2 separate regions of the Homo sapiens genome follow, and region 2 is linked to region 1. Evidence: read pairs that join two places in POLR2A ChIA-PET (ENCODE). Cell type or tissue: OCI-LY7. All regions are shown on one strand. Each heading gives the region's core, and the rest is flanking DNA. Links, peaks and the distances in the headings are about the cores only. Region 1 holds the start of GMCL2 (germ cell-less 2, spermatogenesis associated). Region 2 overlaps LOC124901147 (a long non-coding RNA gene).

Region 1 (5,379 bases), core at 128-5,127:
CTCAGTAAATTCCTTTACTGCCTGTGACACCAGCCCCAGCCAGTTGCACCTGGTCAGGGTGCACTGGTCCCACCCATGAGAGGCCAGTTTTCACTTTTTTGGCAAAATGGAGAAACATTAATTGGGGCCAAGAGTGCCTGTTGGAAACTCATTTCTTGACTAGCATTCTTATAAAAACAATTGTTTTTTAAAGACAGGGCCTCCCTCTGTCACCCAGGCTGGAGTGCAGTGGTGCAATCACAGATCCCTACAGCTTCAAACTCCTGGGCTCAAGTGATTCTCCTCCTGAGTAGCTGGGACTACAGGTATGTGCCACCATGCCCAGGTAATTTTACAAAAATTTTTTTTTCATAAACCATAGTTTATACAATATCTTAGCTTACACTATTAACACTTTATTGAAAATATTTCTTTTTTTATTTTTTTATTATCTTTTTTTTTGAGATGGAGTCTTGCTCTGTTGCCCAGGCTGGAGTGCAGTGGTGCGATCTCGGCTCACTGCAAGCTCCACCTCCCGGGTTCACGCCATTCTCCTGCCTCAGCCTCCCGAGTAGCTGGGACTACAGGCACCCGCCACCACGCCCGGCTAATTTTTTTTGTATTTTTAGTAGAGATGGGGTTTCACCGTGTTAGCCAGGATGGTCTTGATCTCCTGACTTTGTGATCCGCCTGCCTTGGCCTCCCAAAGTGCTGGGATTATAGGTGTGAGCCAGCGCGCCCGGCCTATTGAAAATATTTCTGCTGAAAAGAATATACTATGCAAACACATAAAAGTGTTTGGTAAGAAAACAAAAGCACATGTTTACTACCAGTGTGAATTACTAGCTGACAATGATCAACTTCTCAAATAAGAACATTAACCTACTCGTGATTGAAGAAAGAATTATCCTGTCTATGGGTGACATAAGCAACGTGGCCAGGACAGAACCAGTGGATGAAACCACATATCATTCCAATTTGGCCAGTTAACTTATGTAAGTGTAATGAAACAGTTAACTTTATTCATTAATATACTCAAACATTATCTTTCCTTCCAAGATTTGCAAAAATTTAATTATCCAAATAATTTAAGTTTGGTATTTCTATATTTTTCAATACATAAAGGGTCAGGAACCTCTTATACGGTAATGAGATGGAAAGAAAACAACAGCTTCCCGTGAAAGAGGCCTAATATAGTCAAATACAAAAATAAGTAACGTAACCTCTTTTTTTTTTTTTTTTTTTTTTTTGAGACGGAATCTCACTCTGTCATCTAGGTTGGAGTGCAGTGGTGCGATCTCCGCTCACTGCAACCTCTGCCTCCCGGGTTCAAGTGATTCTCCTGCCTCAGCCTCCCAAGTAGCTGAGATTACAGGTGTGTGCCACCAGGCCCGGCTTATTTTTATTTTGTATTTTTAGTAGAGATGGGGTTTTACCATGTTGCTCATAGCTGATCTTAAACTCCTCAAATGATCCGCCTGCCTCGGCCTCCCAAAGTGCTGTGCTTACATGTGTGAGCCACCATGCCCGGCTGACGCCCAGCTGAAATGTAACCTCTTGATAACAGCCAAATCACTGTATTAGAAACATTTAAATTCCAGCTCTGGGGGTCAAGGGTGAGGCATTTAAAAGGTTCCTTTAAGTTAAACCAAGTAGATGAATTTTAAAAGAAAAAGCAATTTATGAACCTATGGACATATCATTAAGAAAGAAAAAAAATTATTAGTAAATTCCAAAAGTTAAAAGGAGTTGGAAAAAAATCTAACTAGAAAGAAAAAAAATGTTGGTTTCAATTAAGGGGGGTTTTTTGGTCCATTTCATATAAGAGCTTACTTAATCTTTTTCCAAATGCGCATTTATTATTTGCACAGATACATACAAATTATTCCCATTTTAAAAGCCAGAATAAAAATATACATTAACCACAGAAGTACTTACTCTAACTGGAAAGAAAATGAACATGGCTCTATTCAAAACAGCAGTAAACACAAAAGGTCAACATATATAAATCATGACAAGTGTACATCTTATTTTTGACAAAAATAAGTTCCATTTTTACATTAATGCGTCATCAGCTTCTATGTTAGATCCTCTGACCTTATTTACATTTACTATGAAATTGCTGTTAGCATGTCACTCAAAGCCACTCATCTCAGAGGGTATCAAGTCCTGAGCTTAAGTAGGAAACAAAACTCCCAACTAAAATTTGAACATAAATAATTGTAAAGATCAGAGAATATTAAAATATTTAAAAGTATAATATCTGGTACATAAATAACTCAAAAACTAATAATAAAGGTGTACAGACTGTCAAAGAAAAGACCATGTAAGACAAGAAATATCCCTGGAATCAAACTGATTTTTCACGCATTCAAGATCATTTGAAGGTGTGAAGCTAACTTTCATTGTTCTTAAAATCCTAGGAAAGCCAAATTTTAAAAAATAGCATATGACAATGCTTAAGTTTAAAAAAAGTTTCTCAGCTTAGTCTCCAAACCAGGAAGAAAGTATTTAATGATTAAAAACAAGTATGAACTGGAAAGATATTAGACTAAAAGGAGGAATCATAATGAGCAGGTAAAAATATTAAAGGAAAGCTTTAAATGCCCCAGCTCAAAAGAGCATTTCTAATTGGCCATCCAAATTATTCTTTTAGATTATTTTAGCCAAATAAAAATAAATTTACAGATGGATAACTGAGGTCCACTAACATAAGGTAGAAACAAAGTTTAAGCTAAAAATTAAATCTATATTTTGTTGCAGATAAATGTGAGATTTACCTACAGTCATTTTCTGCTGATGCTGAATTAAAAGCATGAGTTGACATCGTACTGACAGAAATGGTTTGACAGATATTTTCTTGGCTTTAAAATGATTTTTTTTGTATATGCATAGAAATGCAATGAGGATAAGAATAGTCTTCTGTATTGTCCGTACAGTTCATAAGGCCTTTGTCATTGTTAGTCAACTTAGATGTGAATATCAGTAGGGCCATTAAATTAAAGCTGGCCTGAAAGTTTTCAAAGTGCTACTGTTTCCAACTGATGAGATCTTCAGTTTTCTGGATTTTCTGGGTGACGATTATTTTCAATTCCTTTTTCTGGTGATATATACAAGAAGTTACAGCAGATATATAAAGGGAAGGTCAGAAACCTGCTGTCCAAGTTCATCACCACTTGTTCCTGATCCTTTTTAAGTATAAGTATTTGATAGCCAGTTGTTCTACTACATACTAGTTTTCCACTACTATCAAAAGAAGCCAAGCGTAATCTAAATGCTATGCTCCTTCGAGGCCGTAAACTGACAGACCCGCTGCGTGGCTGATTCAGTGTATTGCGTTTGAAAATGATGTATCCATTGGTGTAAATTACAAGTAGGTCAAAGCCGAAGTTAAAACCCGTCCAACACCAGTAGTATTCACCATCTTTGGCAAGCTTTCTACCACACCTCATGCTATTTCCCTCTAGGTCTTCTTTATTGATTTCTTGAGGCCCTACCTCACGGTCTTGTTCTGCCCGCAGCATAGCAAACCACTGCTGTTTATACACAGAAGACAGCCATTCTGAAGGTACTATACCATCTTGTTCAATAATTCTTGCAGAAGCTAGGTCACTGATAATATATTGTAACCTTAAATGTCTGAATACTGACACAAATGGTTTTCCTGGTTCAGTTTCAAGAAAGGCCATACCTTCAAAATCTTTTCTCTGTTTAGAAAACCAGACATCTGTTTCTGTCAAAAGCTGTTTTAAAGATCCATTCCAAGAAGGCACAAGTTGAAGGAACATCCACTTTTTTAGAGTGGTGTATACATCCATCTCCACTTGCATCACAAATAAGTTAGAGGAACCAATGAGCTGTTTCATGACATTTATACCGAGTTCTTTAAAAAGTTTAACATTCTGGTGAGTCATCAAATTGTTTAGAAGCCATTCAAGGCACTTTTTCTTTACAGAATCTAATCCATAGATCTCTACTGATGTGTAATAACCGCATACAGTTTTCACATTAATTGTTTCCTTCATTGTCTCACCACACTGCTGTATTAAACCATCCAGCTGCAGCATACAAGCTGCTGCCAAAATGGCAACAACTCGACTGGGTTTTATCAAGACATCATCTCGATACAGTGAACCAAACGCAACCTGCAGTGCGTCTACATCAATGTTCTGGTCAGGAATCTCCAGTTCAATAATATTCATGCTGGATTCTTTCCAAGAACCACTGAACATACTAGAAAAGTAGCCAGATTGACATAAATATATTTTGTGTAATCGCCATTCTTCTCCTAGAGCACAAATCTTAATGTCACTGTTTTCACCATTCAAAAATAATGTTTGATAAATATATTTGGATGTACTCCTTAATTTTTTCCTTGCAGGGGTGTTGAGGAGCGGCTGCTGCTTGTCCCCCTCCTCCTCATGCTCCTCCCTGTGCGAGTCCGGGTCACAGTAGCGGCAGGCCCCGCTGCTCCGCTTGCGCTTGTGACTGCCCGGGCAGTAACAGAAGCCGTAGCTCGCCGCATCGTCTCCAGTGTCCGGCCTCCGGGCCGAGCCCCTGGCCCTGGCACCCTGTTCCTGCTGGGCAAGGGCTCGCCTCGGCTGGCCCAGCACCCGGCTGCTCGACGATCCCATGGGTCACGGCTCCCCAGGACTTCAGGGAGCCCAGAGGAGGGGGTCTCTGGCCATGGCCCGGCCGCCGCCGCCAGCCTTCCCCGAGCACAGGTGCCTACACCGCCACCTTCTCACGCGCAGCCCCAACCGTTGCAGCGGACACTGCCGCCTCCAACCTCCGCACCCCTCCCCCACAATTTTTTTTTTTTTTTTTTTTTGAGACGGAGTCTTGCTCTGTCGCCCAGGCTGGAGTGCAGTGGCGCGATCTCGGCTCACTGCAACCTCTGCCTCGCGGGTTCAAGTGATTCTCCTGCCTCAGCCTCCTGAGTAGCTGGGATTACAGGCGCCCGCCACCACACCTGGGTAATTTTTGTATTTTTAGTAGAGGCGGGGTTTCCCCATGTTGGCCAGGCTGGTCTCAAACTCCTGACTTCAGGTGATCCTCTTACCTTGGCCTCCCAAAGTGCTGGGACTACAGGCGTGAGCCACTGCCTCCGGCCTAAAACAATTTCTTTTAGAGACAAGGTTTCACTGTGTTTCTCCGGGTGGTCTTGAACTCCTTGGACAGCATTCTTCATTGCTGGAAGCAATTCTCATCTGGCAGCCAAAACCAAGGTCCGTTTTAGAAGGACCACTTCCCTAGGAGCAAAGTTTTATTTGCAAGACCTGACAAAGGAAAATGTGTGTACCAGACGCTTGAGCCTAACCAGTCCAATGTAAATTTGCGACCAGGCACAAAAATAAAATAAAATAATAAAATAAAATAGGCCAGGCTCGGTGGCTCATG
Region 2 (5,379 bases), core at 75-5,074, 110 kb before region 1:
GAGACTCCATCTTAAAAAAAATGAATTTAAAAACTTTTTAAAACTATGTGTATTCTCTTGCATATTTTTAAGATGATATATGAAATTTTCACTATACATTTAAATTGTTGCAAGAGATGTAATTTCCCAACTATTGTAATGATTGACATTTAAAATAAAAACTATTTCATTCATCTTTTAAATGGACCCAATGAAATCTAAGTATTGAAACAGTTTCTTACTACCACCAGATTTTTTTTTTTTTTTTTTTTTTTGAGACAGAGTCTCACTTTGTTGGCCAGGCTGGTGTGCAGTGGTGAGATCTTGGCTCACTGCAACCTCCATCTCCCAGGCTCAAGCAATTCTCCTGCCTCAGCCTCCCGAGTAGCTGGGATTACAGGTGCCCATCAACATGCCTGGCTAATTTTTGTATTTTTAGTAGAGATAGGGTTTCGCCATGTTGGCCAGACTGGTCTTGAACTCCTGACCTCAGATGATCCGCCCTACTCGGCCTCTCAAAGTGCTGGGATTACAGGTGTGAGCCACCATGCCTGGCCTCTTTTTATAACAGAAATAGAAAAGAAAATATTAAATATTTTATATCCAGGGTGACTTCCCACCTCCCCTTTTGTCTAGAAATGCATTCCTCTTGAGGGAATCCCCTAGGAGCAAAGCAAAGAAGGCTGTGGCTTATGTGTGTAATCCCAGCACTTTGGGAGGCCAAGGCAGGAGGATCACTGGAGCCCAGGAGTTTAAGCACCAATCTGGGCAACATAACAAGACCTCCTCTCTACAAAAAAAATAAAAAATAAAACTCAGGTGTGGTGGCAAGTGCCTATAGTCCCAGCTACTCAAGAGGTTGAGGTGAGGGGATACTTTGAGCCCAGGAGTTCGAGGTTACAACAAGCTATGATTACACCACTGCACTCCAGTCCAGGTGACCCTATCTCAAAAAATAAATATATAAAAATTTTAATTGTTTTTCATTTAAAGAAAATATTAAACATTTTAAAGATGAAATAAAAGGAAAATATATATATTCCATTATATGATTTGACGAAAGAGTTTGGCTCCGTTCTTGACTAACACACAGCATCTGAAATAAATCTCACAAAAATATCATCTGTGAGTTCCAGCCAACATGTCTGAAAACGCTGGTATTCCCAGAGAACAGGCCGGCTCCACGCAAGACTCAGCACCACCACCCTCTGCTGCTCCCGATGCTCTGAGGCTTGTCCTGCTAAGGACGCGTCCTAAGATGAGCGCTGAGAACAGGGACAGAAGCGCTTCCAAAGGGGCTGGTATTTTCTATGTAGCTCTCTTGGCTTTGCTCTTAGGGGATTCCCTCCAGAAAGATGCATTTCTAGACAAAAGAGGAGGTGTGAAATGCAAAGCAGTGAACTAAATTTAAATTGCCATCTTAGCCGGGCATGGTGATTTACGGCCGTAGTCCCAGCTACTTGGTAGGCCGAGGCAGGAGAATCGCTTGAGCCTAGGAGTTCAAGACCAGCCTGGGCAACATAGCAAGGTCCTGTCTCTACAAAAATAAACATAAAAATTAAAAAATTAGCCGGGCCTGGTGGTGCATGCCTGGAGTCCCAGTTGCTAGAGAGGCTAAAGTGGGACGATTGCTTGAGCCCGGGAGTCTGAGGCTGCAGTGAGCCATGATTGCTATTGTGCTGTATTCAGCCTGGGCAAGAGAGTGAGACCCTGTCTCAAAAAAAAAATTGCGTTGAATTCCCTAACCTCATTCCCATGCCCCTACCTTCAGAACTTCATCAAAGGGGGACAACCCCACACAGTGACATCTGGGGCAGGCATCATGGAGAAGAGAGACTGTCACCTCAGATGCTGTTCCAGCCTGGCCAACTTTAGGCAAGAAGACATATGGAAGTTGAGTCCTGGAAACTGATTCCCTAAAGCTCTGCCTGTCACTGGAATGTAAACATACCATCCAGTATCACTGCAATATTTTCTGGCACTACCCAAATTTTCAAGATACATCAGCTAAGAATCATAGATAAATCTTTTACAAAAATGTTTTAGGCCAGGCGCAGTGGCTTTCACCCGTAATCCCAACACTTTGGGAGGCTGAGGCGGTCGGATCACCTGAGGTCAGGAGTTCGAACCCAGCCTGGCCAACATGGCGAAACCCCGTCTCTACTCAAAATACAAAAATTAGCCAGGTGTTAAATTAGCTGGGCATGGTGGTGCATGCCTGTAGTTCCAGCTACTTGGGAGGCTGAGGCATGAGAATCGCTTGAACCTGGAAGGCAGAGGTTGCAGTGAGCCGAGATCATGCCACTGCACTCCAACCTCTGTGACAGAGTGAGACCCCGCCTCAAAAAAAATTTTTTTTTAATTCCATATATTAGTGATATGGAAGGGAAGTGCTGGGAAGGGAAGAGTGTGGTCCCTTTAAATGATACAGAAGAGGGGAAAGGAAGTGCTGGGTAGAGGAGTTCATGGTCCCTGGCTAGGACTCCACCCCCAGCCTGTGCCCACGGACCTAGGTAAGGACAGGCATTTTTGTTTTCCTGCCCAAATGTTGCATTTCCCAAGACCACCCTGGCCTGCCACACCCCTATCTTGTGCCTGGAAAAAACCCCAAGACTGTAGCCAGAAGACACACAGGAGGCTGGATGTGGAGAGGAACACACCGACAGGCATGCTGGCAGGCCATCGACTGGTAGAATGACGTAGCGTTTGGCTGGGGCAGTTGGAGGAGATCTCGGGCCACCGAGTGGCCCGACTCCAGGAGAAAACCATCTCCCTTCTGGCTCCCCCATCTGAGAGCTACTTCTACTCAATAAAACCTTGCACTCATTCACCAAGACCATGTGTGATCCAATTCTTCCGCTACACCAAAGCAAGGACCACAGGACACAGAAAGCCCTTTGTTCTTGTGATAAGGCAGGGGTCTAATTGAGCTGTGACTAATACAAACCATCTATGGGCGGCTAAACTGAAAGAGCACATGGTACACACGCCCACTGGGGCTTCAGGAGCTGTGAACATTCACCCCTAGACGGTGCTGTGGGGTCGGAGCTCCACAGCCTGCCCATCTGTATGCACCCATAGAGGTTTGAGCAGAGGCAGCACTGAAGAAGCGAGCCACACCCCACCATGCTGCTTTTCACTAGTCAATAAAGTAGCAAAACCTATTTTTCTTCCCTCCTAGAAAGACTTTGTGCACCCAGAAACCTGTGTACCCCCAGTTTGAAGACCTCCGAGCTTGTCTACCTGACCCGGGAGCTAAAGACATTGAGGAAATCCTTTTCCATTTCAACCTTGTTGGCTCTCAGCGCTCATCTGAAGTAGAAGCTTTGCATTCCAGCAATAGCACAAAGGCAAAAGTTGTATTTGGTCGGAGGCTACATATAAGGGACTGCAGCAGAAAAAAAAGAATCACAATGATAGAACTTAAAGCTCTTGTCCCCATTCTGCCTGTAAAGCACAGTGAGAAGCAAGTGATGAGCACCAAGACCAGGGCTGTCAGAATAGCCGTGCTTCAGAAGCATGAGCTGGGCTCATCCTGTTGGGCTCCAGGCTGTGATGCTGTGGCAGGGGCCAAGTGACTTGGTGCAGAGGGGCTGCTGCCGAGCTAAGGCTCTGAACCAGAGCTTGCCATGGCCCAGAAGTGAAATGCGAACCCCGTGCCAGCCCTGGGCTGGCCCCAGGACCCACTCCAACTGCTTAAGGATCCCCCTGTGGGCTTCAGGCCCCGTGAGATGGAGGTGGAGGGTTCACAGGACCTCCCATGAGGTTAAGTGGGTGGGGAGGCTGCCTGTCATGCTGGGTGGCCACTCGAGTTCTCCATTCCCAGGCAGGAAGCTGCCATCTGGTGAAGAAATGGCAGAGAAAGGCTCAGAGTAGAGGACGCAGCTGGGCAGGTTCTACCCTCCCTTCTGCCCAGTGCAACAGGAAGCCCTTGGAGAGTGGGACCTCTATTTGCAAAACCCCTGAAGGTCCCACAGGGGAAAGAACACAAGACTTGGAGTCAAGTAGACCTGGGCACGCACCATGGCCCTGCCCGACTCACTGAGAGACCATGGCCTTCTGCATTCCACAACGGGGGGCTTATCACAGCCGTGACCCAGGCCCCTGTGAAAAGCCCGCCCTACTCAGCCTGGTGGCCTCTGATGCGGTCCCCTCCTCGGCTCCCATGCCCCCTCTCTTGGGTTTATAACCCAGCTCACATTGGGACAGCCTCTTCATGTATCTAATCTCAACCCACCACCGCCCCGAGAGCTACCTTCTCGTTATTGCCACGTGGTGGAGTCCGGACTCCGTCTGGTTGAGACGTCTGTGAGCAACACCAGGACACAAACCTCGTTCTGTCCAACTGTGGAAACGGCCGTTTCCACTGGCCCATCACTGAGTCACAGAAAAGGCACAGGCCCTACGAATGCCGACATCGCCTCCCATAAAACCTGACGGGGGAAGAGGAGGATCCAATTTTTGGTGTTAGAAAAATTGTAAATTGTAATGAACATGCTAGACGATGTTCCAGGGACAGGCACTTGGCAAGCGTTGTCCTGCAGGGGGTGCTATCCACTCAGCGACCCACAACAGCCTTGGGGCTGAGAGGCGGGGGCTGTTTCCAGCCCAGCTGAATCCCACATGCTGGGGGGTCATTTGCCAGGTATCTACTTGTTAAAATGCTTGCTTTGCTATGAGCCATCCCAGCGAGCTCAGACAAATAACACTGTTCTTCAAAATCACAAAAATATATGTAGCCTGCAAAACACACACAATCATTTATTTCAGAAATACACCACCATGCTGGGTGCAGCGGCTCATGCCTGTAATCCCAGCACTTTGGGAGGCCGAGATGGGCGGTTCACTTGAGCCCAGGAGTTCAAGACCAGCCTGGACAAAAAAGCAAGACCCTGTCTCTACAAAAATTTTTAAAAATTAGCCAGGCATGGTGGTGCACACCTGGGTTAGTCCCAGCTACTCTGAAGGCTGAGGCACAAGGATCACTTGAGCCCGGGAAGTCAAGGCTGCAGTGAGTCAAGATTGTGCCACTGCACTCCAGCCTGGGCAACAGAGTGAGCCCTTGTCAAAATAAAGAGGCTGGGCGTGGTGGCTCATGACTGTAATCCCACCACGTTGGGAGGCTGAGGTCAGAGGATCACTTGAGCCCAGGAGTTTCAGATTGGGAGGCTGAGGTGGGAGGATCACTTGAGCCCGGGAGTTCCAGATTAGACAAGATCTCGCTCTTTCACCCAGGCTGGAGTGCAGTGGTGCGATTTCAGCTCATTGCAGCCTTGACCTCCCAGGCTCAGGCAATTCTCCCACCTCAGCCTCCCGAGTAGCTGGGACTACATGTGTATGCCACTACACCTGGCTAACTTTTTATTTTCATTTTTTGGTAGAGATGGGGGTCTTGCTTTG

The links. Peaks named below come from ENCODE experiments on the same cell type or tissue, not always from the same donor. Only the 100,000 strongest peaks of a DNase experiment are listed, where the experiment ranks them.
Region 2: POLR2A ChIA-PET joins it to region 1 with 10 read pairs; 8 of 35 experiments call an interaction of 5 or more read pairs at or near these places.

What each region holds. Positions count from the first base shown.
Region 1 is chr5:178,182,687-178,188,065 of GRCh38, forward strand. GMCL2 (germ cell-less 2, spermatogenesis associated) reads right to left here and starts at 4,685. Exons shown (of 1, transcript NM_001358008.2): 1 at 1,819-4,685. The coding sequence starts at 4,613. The coding sequence ends at 3,033. In OCI-LY7, for the core only: no CTCF peak of the experiment used is centred there; no DNase peak of the experiment used is centred there.
Region 2 is chr5:178,071,789-178,077,167 of GRCh38, forward strand. LOC124901147 (a long non-coding RNA gene) reads right to left here. Exons shown (of 2, transcript XR_007059076.1): 2 at 3,320-4,412. Among named protein-coding and RNA genes, the nearest start is that of N4BP3, 39 kb to the right of the region's middle. RefSeq lists a silencer at 2,919-3,108 and an enhancer at 4,298-4,547. In OCI-LY7, for the core only: CTCF peaks have their summits at 3,001, 3,203 and 4,462; DNase peaks (open chromatin) are centred at 1,393, 3,003, 4,253 and 4,533; H3K4me3 peaks cover 341 bases.